Linked DNA regions of Homo sapiens: region 1 is linked to region 2. Evidence: chromatin loops called from intact Hi-C (ENCODE). Cell type or tissue: natural killer cell. All regions are shown on one strand.

Evidence for each region. Peaks named below come from ENCODE experiments on the same cell type or tissue, not always from the same donor. Only the 100,000 strongest peaks of a DNase experiment are listed, where the experiment ranks them.
Region 1: a loop joins it to region 2, with 2.8 times the contacts of the local background. A loop is called at or near these places in 2 of 110 quality-filtered maps.

What each region holds. Positions count from the first base shown.
Region 1 is chr4:36,185,770-36,193,769 of GRCh38, forward strand. ARAP2 (ArfGAP with RhoGAP domain, ankyrin repeat and PH domain 2) reads right to left here. Exons shown (of 33, transcript NM_015230.4): 7 at 7,809-7,878; 8 at 1,682-1,802. Among named protein-coding and RNA genes, the nearest start is that of ARAP2, 55 kb to the right of the region's middle. RefSeq lists an enhancer at 4,400-4,449. In natural killer cell, CTCF peaks have their summits at 2,155 (motif pointing left) and 2,356; DNase peaks (open chromatin) are centred at 2,162, 4,262 and 7,342; H3K27ac peaks cover 3,193 bases.
Region 2 is chr4:36,319,126-36,327,125 of GRCh38, forward strand. All of the region lies in intron 8 of DTHD1 (death domain containing 1), which reads left to right. Among named protein-coding and RNA genes, the nearest start is that of DTHD1, 42 kb to the left of the region's middle. In natural killer cell, no CTCF peak of the experiment used is centred here; DNase peaks (open chromatin) are centred at 4,026 and 6,556; H3K27ac peaks cover 1,418 bases.

The DNA of each region.
Region 1 (8,000 bases), 130 kb before region 2:
GTTCTAGACCAACCTGACCAACATGGTGAAACCCCGTCTCTACTAGATACAAAAAAAAATTAGCTGGGCGTGGTGATGCATGCCTGTAGTCCCAGGTACTTGGGAGGCTGAGCCAGGACAATCGCTTGAACCCATGAGGCGGAGGTTGCAGTGAGCCGAGATTGCGCCATTGCACTCAAGCTTGGGCAACAAGAGTGAAACTCTGTCTCAAAAAAAAAAAAGGATAATAATTTTAATACTACCAACCTTATGAGACTGTTGTGAAAATGAAGACTTAGCAAAGTGTCTGGCACATATCAGGTATTCAGTCAATTTCCCATACCATTATAATTCAAATAATTAAAGCACCAAGAAGTACTTCTAAAAATCAAGTTGAATTATATATCTATTCCTAAATAAAAGTTGTCCATAAAATAAGTTAAATACTAATTCTTAATGCGATGGTATTATCTAAATTATTAAAACCAGTGAATTTATAGTAATGACATATTATGATAGTCAAATAAAATACACAACAGAGAACTTTTAATTTCTCTGGCTCCTCCCCAACCCTTATTCAAACAAAATTCAGAAAATATTTCTCTGTACACATTTAAACTCAATCCAGAAAACATGTGCCATCTTTGGGTCGGCTTTTACCATCAAGTGCCCCATAGATGATATAGATGAAAAGAATTCAAGAAATATAAAAGATGCTCCAAAATCTACCATAGAATGATTACTGTGCCTGTGCGGTCAGCTAAAGCGGGGGTCCCCAAACCCAAGACCATGGACTGGTACCATTACATGGTCTGTTAGGAACAGGGCCACACAGCAGAAGGTGAGCAGCAGGCGAGCCAGTGAAGCTTCATCTGTATCTACAGCCACTCCTGGCTGCATCTATAGCCACCACTGGCATTACTGCCTGAGCTCTGCCTCCTGTCAGATCACAGGTGGCATTAGATTCTCACAGCAGCACAAACTCTACTGTAAAATGTGCATGCAAGGAATTTAGGTTGTGTGCTCCTTATGAGAGTCTAATGCCTGACAATGTCACTGTCTCCCATCAGCCCCAGATGGGGCCATTTAGTTGCAAGAAAACAAGCTCAGGGATCCCACTGATTCTACATTATGGTGAGTTGTATAATTATTTCATTATATACTACAATGTAATAATAACAGAACTAAAACACACAATAAATGTAATGTGCTTCAGTCATCCAGGAACCATCTCCCCACCACCGGTTCATGGAAAAATTGTCTTCCACGAAACCAGTCCCTGGTGCAAAAAAGGTTGGGAACCACTGAGCCTGCCATAAATGTCCATATAACCAACTTAATAGTTAGAAAAATTGTTTTTGCATATCAAATAACTATTTTGCATTATCAAAACAACATCTCAAAGGTTAGCTCCACGAAAGCAGAGAATTGTGTCTACTTTTTTTCACATTGTATATGCAGAACTTATGAGTCCTTAGCACACAATAGGCTCTCATTAAATATTTGTTGCATGAAAGAGGAAACAAATAACTTGTCAACTTATTTATGTTTTAACATTATGCATTTGAAAAATTAATTTTAAAATGTAAATTATCAAAAAGTAATATATTTAAAGGTTTCTTGACATTCCTAGTCTAACTGGTTTATTAATATGATTAGTCAGAAATTAATGTATTTCATATGGATAAATAAATAATCTCACCTTCTTTTTCTACTCTAAAAACAAAAGTTCTTTGTGTTGTAACAACTTCAAATTTGTTGTCTCCTTGAACTCGTACTGTTGATATAGCAGAAAGGGGAATTATTCCTTTCGAATACATCTCCTGTATTGGTTAGAAAAAAAGAGAAGACATATGAAAACGAAATTCTCTTGATCTTATCAAAAAAGAATGGCACAGTATTTATAACTGCTTCTCTTTATAATTTCAATCCAAATTTTTTAAATGCCATACAAGTAATTTGTCCACTCATATTCTCATGTAATACCCTAGAAAAGAAACTATTAAATATCCCCTTCTTTGAAGTGAGATCTTTTCAACTTTCTCTTCATCTGGAATTAAAAGGGAAAGAATCAAATACAAACAATCCTACTAAACTAGCAATACAGAGTTCCAAAAACCAGCAGCATGTTCTTTAAAACAATCTGCTCAAAATGATTTTATGGTGTTTGCAGGCATCTGCTGGCCACAACAGGTACTGTAACTGAACCATTTTGAAACGAGTTTGTTACTTATTAGGAACCAAAATATACCTTAAACACATATCGGGTTTTCTAAATTAACCATGTTACTCAAAGCTCTGATGATGAGCATCTCAACCTCAAACTGTATCATTTTAATTTTTACTCTTCAATGAATAAAGAATAAAAAAAGACAGATTTTTCTGTTTCCAAACAGCATATAAATATTACAAATTTTGTTTAAAAAAGGTCATTCTTAAGACTTCGATAACTTTTTAATCCATCTTCATTTTCCTGGACCCTCTCAAATCATGTCATGATAACTACTGCACAATTTCAACTCTTTATGTTTTCTGGGCCCCGTGTTGGAAAGAAAATTCAGAGTGCTTATACTTTCAAGGAGCCTCAAAATGAAAACCCAGCTACTGCAATGAGAGAAGAGTTTAAAACTGGGTAAAAACTAAGGGATTTAAGAGTACAAAGACGGAAAATCTCAATTCTGCTTAAAGGCTGTGAGGTATACCTTTACAAACATGGTGGTATTTAAATCCGACTTTTAAAAAACCTTAATTTTAACCAGATAGACAAGTGCGTGGGGGGCATTCTAGTCAAAAAGACTAAATAATGGAAGTGTAAGGCAGAGAAATAAGAGGACAACAACATAGAGTCAAAAGATAGGAGGCTGATAACGCATACCAAGGACACATTATAGAAGGTCTGCAATATTAAAAGAGTTTGGATACATCCTTAAGGGATTTCTTTATCTCTTCCCTTCCACAGCGTTATCCTTGGAACCCACACTTTTGAGCAGGTCCCAGATATAACTGATTTGGAAAAAACAGCAAACCATTCCATGCAGGGAGCAAGTACTGAGTTTATATTTCTCCTAGCCATAAATTCCTGCCTTAGCAATTGGTAAGGGACAGTCATCATTAGCATCATGGCATTCTACCAGAAGGATATCCTCTTCTGCTATTTAAGGAGATACACTATATCATCATGGCATTATCTCTGAGTATTTTTTAAGTTTCTTCTCCTTCACTAGCTCTGTTCCAATCTCCCATCCCTGACTTTATTTATCCATCAAAATCCTATCCATTCTTTAATGTAATCTTAAATACCAATGCAATGAAGGCTCTCCTATGTCCTCCCATGCAGCCAAAACTGAGTATGGCAAATGAGCTGTGATTCAGGAAGATGAATGGGCAACCTTATACAGAAAAGAGAGAAGGATGTCAAGAAATAAGCACTTAGTAAACAACTTATTTCTTCTCCTTTTTACTTTATCTTCTCTCCCTATAAAAATCCTTTTCCACTATTTTTTTTTAATTTTCTAAATTAACACATAATAACTGTTCGTATTTATGGGATACATAGTGATGTCATGATACATAGTGATGTCGTGATACATATAAAGTATAATGACCAGAAGAGGTAACAAGCATGTCCATCATCTCAATTATTCATCATCTCTCTGTGTTGGAAACATTCAATATCCTCCTTCTGGCTATTTGAAACTATATTAAATTAGTGTTAACTACAGTCATCCTACAGTGCTATAGAACACTAGGACTTATTCCGCCTCTCTAGCTATAAGTTCCTGCCCTTTAACAAATCTCTCCCTATGTCCTCCTTCTCCCTACCCTTCACAGCCTCTACTATCCTCTGTACTACTTTTTACTTTGGTAAGATTCACTTTGAAAAAAGCTTCCTCATCAGTGAGAATATGGGCTGTTTAACTTTCTGTTCCTGCCGTATTTCACTTAATATAATGTCCTCCAGCTCTACCAACTTTATGCAGAGTAATCTAAAATTTCTCTCTTCCTTTCTTATCTATTCATTTCACTCAATTTCACTGCCATATTTCAAGTCATCAGTAGTCTATGTAACTGTCTTGTAAGCACCATAAACTGTAAAACTGAATTTATTTTCACCTGAAGACTTACACTCTCCTTATATCTGTCCATTAAAATATCAACTCTTCCAGTCCATCTGAAATAGAATGAAGTCATCTTTGACCTTTGCTGGTTCCTTTGCACCCACATAGCTTGCATTCTCCCCACATCTAGAATAAACTTCCTCCCCACCACTCACCAACTGTGAATTACTGTCACATTGGTTTTCTTGAGGTTTCCTGAATATATCACATTTCTACCCAAGCCAGTGCCTTTGCATACACTGTTTGCTCTGCAACGAATTGTCTTCACGCCCATCTGCACATACTTACTGCCTCCTCAACCTTCATATTTCAGCATAAATATATCCTCCTGAAGAAAGCCTTTCTGACCAGCACATTCTCTCAAACCCCTCATCCTCACAGATAACCCTAATTTAAGCTAACAGCAACCTGGATTTTTCCTTTATAACAATTATTCATTGTGATTTAAACGGTGACTTTATATTTACCTGTGTGATCATTTAATTAATATATTCTCCCCAAATAGGCTTCAGGTCATTTATCTACATTCCTCACCACCTTTCATGTAGTTAATACTATAGAAATATTTTCTGAATGAATGAATCCTATGTCTAATCAATCACAATTATAACAATCTCTGATGGCTCATTTTTAATATTTCTTGAAATTCATTTCTTATCACTTCCACTGAGGCTCCACTGAGCCTATACATTAGTCTACATGATAATAACGCCTGGCTTAGTGTAACAGTCTCCTGGTTTGCCTCCCTACTTTCAGTTTGTTTTTCTTCTGAATTTTCCTGCATATTATTTTTCAAATGTCACACAGTTGGAGAAAATCAAGAAAAGGCTCATGGAGGTGAATAACAAGATGGGTCTGATGTTTGCACAGAATGTTGATGGATGGCAATGGCTAGGGAGGCTCAGATGGAAGAACAAAAACACAAGGGGAACATGTAGGAAAAGACATGCTCCAGTTTCCCATAGTGTATACTCAGTCACTGTTTAAAAAGATCATTAGGCAGAGACACATGACATGATTGGCTTAACAAAGGAAACCCTATAAATCCAAGTAGGTTAAAATGGCAATACAAGGCCAAAACTAGACCAATAAGTGCTCTAGAAATTCAGAAGAGGAAGATAAACTCTTTCCATTGTCAGGCAACCTAAGGATGTGGGAAAGGGCACAGCATCTTTGGGGACAGTGTAAGAGCCCCTCTGCTCTAAGTCTGTAGAGACTGAGACCAGACAGCAGGAATTAGAATGCCTAAAAACATTTACAGTTTATCCCCTACGTGATCTGTTTCCAAATTTTAGCTTGCATAAGAATTAGAGGAACTTATAACAACATCCCTCTAGTGAGATAATTAACTATTTGTTGAGGAAAATGTTACCATTAACCCATTTTGTCACTAGAAATAAGTCAAGTAGCACTGTACTGAAAGAAACAGGGACTAAAAAAAGATTATCTTTCTAATAGATCCTGTTAAAGAGAAAACAATTCCTTAAAAAATAACCTACACACCTATAACAAGGATATAGTTAACAAGTAAATATTTCTGGTAGAATAATAGAAAAAAATAATTCCCCAGAGGTGATCAAAATATACTTAACAAGCAAAATACTATGTCACTAAAACCTCAGAATGTTGTAGTTTATCTAATGGCTGATTTATAATCTAGTATGAGATCCCAAGAAAAATCTTGTAATTTTTAACACTGTAGAGCTGATTTTTATATTTGTCTTGCAACAGTACAAGATAAAGACAATAAAGAAAAAAATACTCAAATGACAACAATGCTCAAAATGCCTGTGTTTTTCAGAGTATAAAATTTTCCTTAAGGAAAGAAATTTTAAAGCATCCCTTGAGCCTGTAACACACAGGTATCTAGGGCAAGCCTGTCATTTATCTACCAATTTGAGACAATGAAACGATCACAGGGCAATTCTGCCCACAGCTGGGTGAAAATGGGGGTGAGTTAGATTTCTTTGCAGGGGATAAAATATCAAGGCTGTTTGGATCATGCCATTTTCTGTGATATAATGAAGGAGTCCTTACAGAGACATGATTGGCGGCCTCAAAGAAAGTGGAAGAAACCTAGGGAATGTGTAACTGTGCACGCTACCTCCCAAAGGCCCAACCACATGCTCCTCAAGTGCACATTTAAACATTAAAAGACCCAACTGTTCAGTTCTCATAGCTGTTAACACCGGGTCACCCAGCCAAAATAGTGGCTATGGCCACACCTATGCATCCCTTTTGCTAGAAGAGTCACAACAGAAACTCTCTCTCCTTTTAGGAAACACCAAATCCAGTGTTTCTGTTTTTTTTTTTTTTTTTTTTTTTTTGCCAAAATGTAACCAACCATCTAGACAATAAATGGATGAAGTGTCACAGAAAATAACAACTTAAATTTTTTTAATATTAAGCTAAATGATTTGCAATATCTCATTTTTATATGAACTTTTTAATTTCAAACCAAGCTGCATCATTTTCATTGCATCAATAACTAAAAACGTGAGAGGTCCTCATCTCTTCACTGCAGTTGAGATAAGCTTTAAAAGAACAAACAGAGGGAAAGAGGGAAAAACAGTCCAGTTTGACACAGTTACTAGAAATTATCTCAAATGAAAACAATGGTAGTGCCAGCAACAGTTTTATGGCATGGAAGCCTGTCTCACTCCTGAGTAGTTTTCCTCCTTATTTCAATCAAACCAGAAAAGGTTACAGGTGCTGGAGAAAACCAGCAGTGAGATTCCATCAGCTATAGAGACTACCTTCTACTCAACCTAGGCAACGAATTGTCTTAAGACTCAAATGTACAAGCAAACTAGAAAAAAATAGTAGCTAAAACAGAAAACAGCTTTTAAGGCTGGTCGTGGTAGCTCATGTCTGTAATTCCAGCACTTTGGGAGGCCAAGGCGGCAGATCACTTGAGATCAGAAGTTTGAGACCAGCCTGGCCAACATGGTGAAACCTTGTCTCTACTAAAATTACAAAATTAGCCAGGCATGGTGGTGTGCACCTGTAATCCCAGCTACTCAGGAGGCTGAGGCAGGAGAATCGCTGGAACCCAGAAGGCAAAGGCTGCAGTGAGCCAAGATCCTGCCACTATACTCCAGCCTGGGCAACAGAGCAAGACTCTGTCTCCAAAAAAGAAAAAAAAGAAAATGGCTTTTCAAAAATATTCATCCAACCATCTTGCAAACCTCCAAGAGATGTGTTTATACCGATTTGATGCTCTGAGTCACTGCAAAATGAAACCAAACAATTAACACCTCTCTATATCTTCCATTATTCTCAGCCATAGAGCATGCAATGTGTGTTATGTTGCAGTATGTGTTACTGTCTAAAAGCATATATTCTTCTGTCCTGCAGCAATAAAGAAGCAATATATAAAAAGAAGGCTAAATATCTATTAGAGCCACAGGTATTGCCAATATTAGGGGGTGGAAATCTCCAAATAATGAGAAAATTATGTTAGATTATGAGCTACAAAAAAGAGCATGTGGTTAAATCTTAAAATTAGTGTGTTAAGAGAAAGTACATACTTAAGACAAAAATCATCTGATTTTAATTAACTAAGCATATGGTAATATATTTATTAGTTGCAACTTCAAATTCTTTTCATGTTGAGAATCTACCTCCTATTCTTAAAAACCAAACTGCTTGCTTATTTTACTCTTCGTATGCATAAAAAAGCAATTTTTGAAAACTGTAAAATGTATTTACCTTCTCATTATTGTAGTAAGAAATGCTAAGGCCATCAAATTTCACCCATCTCTTTTGAAACATGCGTTTTCTGCAAAACATATGAAATTGTTATTTTACATTCAAGTAACATGAACTTAGATTGTTAAATTCATTTGTAATGTAACCGTGTAAATATATTATTATTTAATGTTAAACACCATAGACAACAAT
Region 2 (8,000 bases):
TCATTGATATTTTTAGATTTATTTGTTCATGTATTTTCTATTTTCCTTTGCTTCTTTAAAAAGCAAACTCCATGAATGAAGGACCCTGTCTATTCTATCCAGGTTCCTTCTTCTGTGATTAGAACAGTGCCTGGCACATAGTAGGCACCCTAAATATCTATGACTTGGTGAATAAGGGGAGGTCTATAGCTGTCTCCAGATTCTAAAAGTTTAAGAACTATTGACTTGAAGGAATACTCAAATTCTCTCTGTTCCGTAGTTTAGAGCCTGATTCTACAAACTCTTAACTGACAGGCTAAGGCATCGATGTGGATCAGCATGAAGATGTGGAGTGGAGAGGGGTACCTAAGGGCTGCTCTCCAGGCAGCTCAGCTGGCACATTGCTTCCAGAAAGCCTCACGTTGCTTTGCTGCCATAAGAGGATGAAAGGGAGACAAGCCAGTGGTGGTTGGAATTCTCTGGCAAGAGGCGGTAAGGGCCTTACTGAGATGATGGCAGACCATGCAAAGAAAGGCCGTTATGTCAGAGACGACAGACATGAAGTCCAAAAATGTGATAGGAATTCAGCTTTCACTTATTAGTGTTTCCTCTGTTGCCTGACTTTATAAAAGTAGCCAAATTAGTCAAGCCAAATTAGCCAACATAGATAATTTAGGGGTTTGTATAGATTTTCCTCAGTAAAAGTCTGTGTTTACGATTGTCCAGTACTTTTGCGTCAGCTTCTTCTCTGTTTTGCTTGTAACACACCATTCCTTACCTATGTGCCTGAGTAATTCTTACTGAACCTCTTTCACATCGGTGCTGAAGTGCAGCCTTGCCAAGGAAGCCTTCCCTCACTCCTCCTTTGTACCAGGTTAAGTGTTCCTGGTATATGGAGCTACGGCATTTTGTACTTTCCTTATCACTGTAGTTACCATATTTCATGACATCCACTTGCTTGTTTCCTTCCCTTGTTGCTGTAATGGCTTTTCAGGGAGTCTTTTTTTCTGAAATATTTTTTTTTCTAATCACCTCTCCTTGTGAAATTTTATTACCACGGATATACTGTATGTCTATGTACCATATATTTATCTGTGTTTTATACATCTGAAAGAGTAAGCCTTTTTGTGTCTCAGCCAAGAACGAATTTTCTCTCCCCAAGGGTGACATTACCAAAATTGAGAATGCATGCAACGAACTGCGCAGGCACAGACACTGTCCAGCTCAACTCTGTATTGCCAGTGCGGACACATAGTACATGCTTGATAAATATTTGTGACTAACTAGATGAACAAGATAATCTCTGCAAACCTTACAGTTACTCAACCTTGAAATTGATAATCCTGAAACTATATTGGCATGTTTAAAAATAGTACATTTAAACTTCTGCTGTCTTTCATAGATGAATCTACTGCCAATAGGCCATCTGTGCTTTCTTTTTATTCCAGATGGGTTCGTATAGGGCTTTCCAGATTCACTCTTTGAGCCCTTTCTTGTGCCCAAAGTCTTCAGAAATAAGTTTGTCAGGTTGAAAAAGAATCTGTGGCTGTGGGAACTTTTTTCTTTTCAAACTAGTATAACTAAATGGGAATTGAAACTATGACATTTAGTTTTGCAAGATGAGACTTATTTCATCAGAATTTAAAAAATTCACCTCAACTAAGCAGTATTAGAATGTGCTATTTTTCAGGAAATGGAAGTAGCCTAATATAGCAGTAGCTTGGCATTAATGAACATGACACTATGTGGATATTTATACATGTAGCATAAAATAGGTGAAGGTATTTGTCAAAATTAAAAGTGCTTCACAGAGAACAAACAGTAAATATTTACATATATGTATCTAGGCATAGAACCACACACATAATTATAATGTGTGATGTTAATATACTGTGTCTGATTCATAAAGATGAGAAGACATATCACTTTTTACTTCATACTTGTGAGGATCTCTGCGTCTCTTATTCTTCAGCCTCTGTAGTTCATTCATTCATATATTAATTAATTCAACAAACAGTGTATCCCAAAGGCTCAACGTATAGTGGTGTCCTGGTATGTAGGGTCTCATTTTTCCCTTTCTTCTTTATAGCATGTTTTCAACTCATAGGCAGAGTTATCCCTTAAAGCAGGAGTCCCCAGTCTCTGGGCCATGAAATGGTAGCAGTTCGTGGTCTGTTAGGAACCAGGAGGTGAACGTTGGGCAAGTGAGCAATGCTTCATCTGTATTTACAGCCACTCTGCATTGCTTGCATTACTGCCTGAGCTCTGCTTCCTATCAGATCAGTGGCGGCATTTGATCCTTGTAGGAGTGCAAACCCTATTGTGAAATTCACCTGCCAGGGATCTAGGTTGTGTGCTTCTTACAAGAATCTAATGCCTGATAATCTGTCACTGTCTCCCATCACCCCCAGCTGGGAACTTCTAGTTGCAGGAAAACAAGCTCAAGGCTCCCGCTGATTCTACATTATGGTATATAATTATTTCATTATATATTACAATATAATAATAATAGAAATAAAGAGCACAATAAATTTAACTTGCCTGAATCATCCTGAAACCATCCCTCCAACATGGAAAAATGGTCTTCTACGAAACTGGTTCCTGGTGGCAAAATAGTTGGGGACTACTGCCTTAAAGCATTAGTCAAATCATCTCATGCCTCTGCCCCAAACCCTTCAGTGGCTCCCAGCTTCCATCAGAATAAAGGCTCTGTGTGAACTTGGCCCTCACTGACTCCAAGGCATTCTCTGCTCTACTCGCCTCCTCACTTATTCAACCACAGTGACCCTCTTGAGTTTTTGGAATATGCCACACCTGCTTCTGCTTTAGGTCTTTGTGTTAGTGATTCCCCTTGCTGGAATGTTCTTCCATCAGATATCTGCATGTCTGTTACCCTTACCTCCTTCAGTTCTTTGCTGAAACTTCACCTTCTCTCTGTGGTTTACCCTGACTCTAACATTGCAATCTACTCTTACCCTGCAACCTGACATTCCTAATCCTCTTTAATCTGCCCTATTTTTTCCCTCTAAGTCATTTCTCCGTTTTTACATGTGTTTCTTCATTTGTACATTTCTTGCAGAAAAACCCTCTCTTCCATAACTAGAAAGTAAGCTCTGTGAAGACGGGGAACATTTTTTGTTCACTGCCAAATCACAAGTACCTAGAATGGTGTCAGGCATAAGTTAGATGCTCAATAAACATGAGTGAATGGGTATATATAAATAGAACTTGCATTTTATGGACCAAAAATGTGAGGAGGACAGTGAGAAGTGCCAAGGAAGAAAATAAATTAGCATTAGAAGATGGACAGAATTGGTGGTGTGAGTTGGTAGGTGGGATAGCTAGGGAAGACCTCACTGTGGAGGGGACTACCGAGCTGAGGAGCAACCGGAGACCAGAACCTTCCTGTATGGCCAGGAGAGCATCCAAGTGGGAGACGCAGCAAGTTCCAAGACTCCGAGACGGGCACGCATTTCAAGTCAAGGACTCGAAGGAAGGCTGTGATGGTCAGTGCGCATGTGAGGGCCACAGAAAGATGATGAGGTTTGTAAGATAGTAAGCGTCCTGGTGATACTTCATATTCTATATAATCTTCTGAAAATGATCCCACAAACAATATATTTGAAAATATGTGGCTGAAAAGAATAATGATTCACCACTAAATCTTTCTGAAGTTGTGCCTCAGCCTTTCTCCTTTCACAAAATGTTCAAGTAAATTCAGTTCACACTGCACATAATTGTATTTTGGCAGAAACAAGGCAAGTTTCAAAAAACTCTCAAAGGTTTTTTAGATGGAAGGGAGTGGAGAGAATATTTTGTGCATGTGTGCGTGCGTCTGAAGTCACGCCAGATAGGTGACTATATGCCATTTGCTTATTTGTGCTAACTTGGGTTGTGACTGCTTTTGACTCCTTCCTCCTACTTAGAGGTTTTGTTTTGAAGGAAAGAAGGGCTCCAGATCTGACTGCTGTCACCTATTCGAGGCTGGAGTTTCCCAGTAAAACCTAACCCACACATTTACGTAAGCCATCTGTTGACCCAAGTTTTGCTTAGCCTGAACTTCCTGGATTATTATTTTTTTAAACTGAACTCCTGACATGTGATTTCTAGTAAATAATGATACTGCTTCAACACTTTCTTTCTCACCACATTAAATAACTTGCTGTGTCAAAGGGAGGAAGCAGGCAGATGGCAGTGCAAGAATCAGTTCGTCAGAATCGCCACTTTCACCACTTTGGATTTCATTACCATCTCACTGCTCTGCTAGGGATAATGTTGTTCCTATATTATTTTTTCCACCAATATGAAATACCAAAGCAATTTTGACTAGATAAATGAGATGATTCTGAACCATTAAAAAATGTTTACATCCAAAAGCATTTTAATTCTACTCAGACTTCTCAGTTGCAGTAATTTTACAAAATTATATTAGGGTTGAAGGATCAAATGGAACTTATTATGTTATTGCTAGGTATTTTAAAAAGCAGATTGAAAGAGCACATTAGAAGAAATTCCTATAAGAAAAATCAGGATTTTGTTTTGTTTTGCTTTGTTCTTGCTGTGGTTTTTGAGGGAATAGTGCCCACATTGTGATTGTTAAGTTTTCCATAACTTAGTGTCATGCTTTCTATACTAGAGTTAATTCCAGTAACATGTTTGGTGCATCATGTCCCTTCCCCTATCAATTACAGAAGAAAGCCACTAGGTTCTTGGTAAGTAGAAATATTATGTTAATTTTTTAACCTCTAAAAGTTTCCAAAATCTTCTCACTCTTTCCAATGAGAAGGATGGATGGAGAAGGGAGAACTCTGGCACTCCATGCATCTCCCTTACATGTTATCCTCATGTCTGCAGTTCCACTTTCCTACAGGCAACCAGAATGACCTTCAAAGCCACAATTTTGACCATGTCACTAAGAGGAACATGAGGGGAAAATGAACAAAGCTGGTTTAGTCAGAAACAGGATCCTGTGTTCTTTTTTGGAAAGTACTTTGACAACCAGTTTAATGAGAAGAGATTATTTCCCTTCTCCTCCCCCCCATTCCTTTCTCTTGTTCCCTTTCCCTTTTCTTTTTCCTTTCCCCTCCACTCTCCTCCCCTTATCTCTTCCTCTGCACCTTCTTTTTCCTGTCCCTTCTCCCCTTTCTCCTTCTCTGGCCCCTCTCAACGCCTCCCTCCTCCTTCCTCCTTCAACTCTTGGCTTTAAAAGATAAGGTTTTCTCTGTTTAGAGGGCAGTATAACTAAACAGGAATTGGGCACTGTATCGTTATAGGGCTTTTGATTTTTCTTTTACAAAGGAAGCACAGATATTCCTGCCTATCTAAATAAATTTGATAATTAAAATTTCATTGATGTGTTTGCACTTATTCTCTTAAAACTGTAACATTTAATAAGTAAAAAGTTATGCTCATTAACTCAAACAGATTTTAGTTTATGAACTTCAACTGTTTTTGTTTTTATTTTTTCTTCTGTAGATGTATTATATCAGTCAACACGTTAATTTAGCAACCACAAAATCCCTAATATATACAAGATATTCTGTAAGGCCTAAAAGTGATAATAATAATAGTAGAAGCCAAAATTCTAGCTTTCAAGGAGATTACAGTCCAGTTTAGGAAATAAAGTATAAAACTTTAAAAGTTATAAAACAAAGCAAGAGATAAATAATAATTGAATACAACAATACAGCAATAGCAAAAGGCAGGAACTGATTGTTAATTGCAAATGAATAGTAAGATGTTAAATGCTAGGGCATTTCAGAGAAGGGGGTGAACGCTGTGGACTGAGGTGACTTGCGGGTGCTTCAGGGAGCAAAATGATTGCAGAGAATGTTTAGGGTCTGGAGAGGAAGAGAGAAAGGGGCAATGAGTTTCACACAAGAGAGATGGCATGAGTAGAAACTTTGAAGTGGTCAAGCACAAGACGTGTTCCGAGAAAGGATGATGAATGCACCTGTTTCTTCAGGGGAAGATTTGGAAATGTCATGTTGGAAATAAGCTGGGGAAAGATTATGGAGGGCCTTTAATTCCTTACTTAGATTAACTAAATGACTCTGTAGTTGTGGTAGCAAGCTTTCTGTCAAAATTCACCAAAAAACTGTGATTGATTTCATGACATAGAGAGCACATGCAAACCAGAGACCCTTAGTTTTTGAGTAAACAACAAAATCTCTCATCTACTGATACTCTTGAAACTGGTATGGCCATAATTGAGGATGGAGAAATAGGTATCTGGTTTGTTTATAATTAAGTTGATCTTTTATCTTTTGAGTAACAGCTAAAGCCATTGGAAAGCCATTGGAAAATTTTAACTAGGAGAGTGATATGATCAAGTTTTGTTAGCAACATTACTACGACAGCCTATAAGGATAAACTAGAAATGGATGAGCTTAGCAATAGTAAAATAAAGAGCTAATGAAATAGTCCACAGAAGACAGTGTGATAGCCTATGTAAGATCATGACAGTAAAGATAGCAAGAAAAGAACAGAGTTAGAGAGAGATTCAGGATTTGAGATCAACAGGTCTTGGTGATAGAGTGAATGTGTGTGGGACTGGGTGGCAGGAGAATATTGGCAGATAGAGGAAGTCGTGAAGGGGATTTCCAAGGTTGCTCTCAGTACACTGGTTTGAGCTACTGTCCTGTGATATAATACAGTGTTTGTTGATTTTACTTTGGAAGTGTTGTTTAAACTTGCATTTCATCTTCAGTCCCTCTAATATTGCCTTAACACACAGATGATAGCAACATTTTCCTTGGAGGCCTATCACTAGTTCCCTTATCTGCTTTAGGCTGCCTTCCTCACAATTGACAGCTTGATTTTTCTCAAAAACAAATATGATTTCATCACTCTTCCAAAACTTCTCATTGGATGTCTATTGATTAAAAGTCCAAGCCAGTTACCGTGGCATATAGGGCCCATTGCAAACTCCCACAGCTCATCGTCATAACCTTTTTATATTACATTTCCCCAACTAACATATTTTGCTCCAGTTCTACTTAAAGCCTCACTTCTCTTCAAGACTCTTCCCACGGGCTGCCATTGTGACAGCAATGACTCCACACTTAACCCTATTATCCCCTCTTTAGGAGCAGTCTTTAAGTTTTCCAGGAAGTATTAGACACTGCACTGTATCTGTAACTAAAGCACTTTGAATATATATATAACATATATATTATATATATAAACATATGGTCCATTATAATTTTTATTTATATAAAAATCATGGTAATGATAATAATGATGAATACCTACTAAATTATTCCCTGCTAGTAACTTGACAAAGCATTTACACATTAACTTATTTATTGAAAAAAAAAAAAACCTTAAATAAAAGTTTCTTCATTTAAGAAACTGAAGCATATAGAGGTTTTCCCCAAGGGGAAATGGCAAAACTACTGTTTGAAACCAAGTTTGTCTGATTTCAATGGCAACACTCCTAACATTATACTCTACTGTCTGCTTTTGAGACTGAGTTCCTCAGGGTTGAGAGCACTGCTCATTCAATTTTGTAATCCCTTCCCCGAGGATGCATTCAATAATGTTTTGCTGAACTCTTTAATGAATAAATGAAAGCATGCTGGGGAAATTGAAAAAGCAATTGAAGGTGGAGTTTTAATAGCTGACAGAAGCCTTACCTGTTTTCTTCCCATCTAGCAGTTGCATTTAGCAGAAGCCTTTCATGACTTTAAAGGAATGACTAATAGGATTTCACACACTGTGGCAAGACCTGGGAGGGTGACATTTTGTGTGTGGCTGTCCAGGCCTTTCCCAGAAACATTCAGATTACTCTTTCTATTGGAAAAACTATTTCTAGCTATGATCCAAAAAGCCAAACCAAAACAAGGATTTGTTTTTCTTTTTTTTTTTTTTTCTTTCTTCAGACGGAGTCTCGCTCTGTCACCCAGACCGGAGTGCAGTGGCATGATCTCATCTCACTGCAACCTCTGCCTACTGGGTTCAAGCAATTCTCCTGTCTCAGCCTCCCAAGTAGCTAGGATTACAGGTGCCTGCCACCTCGC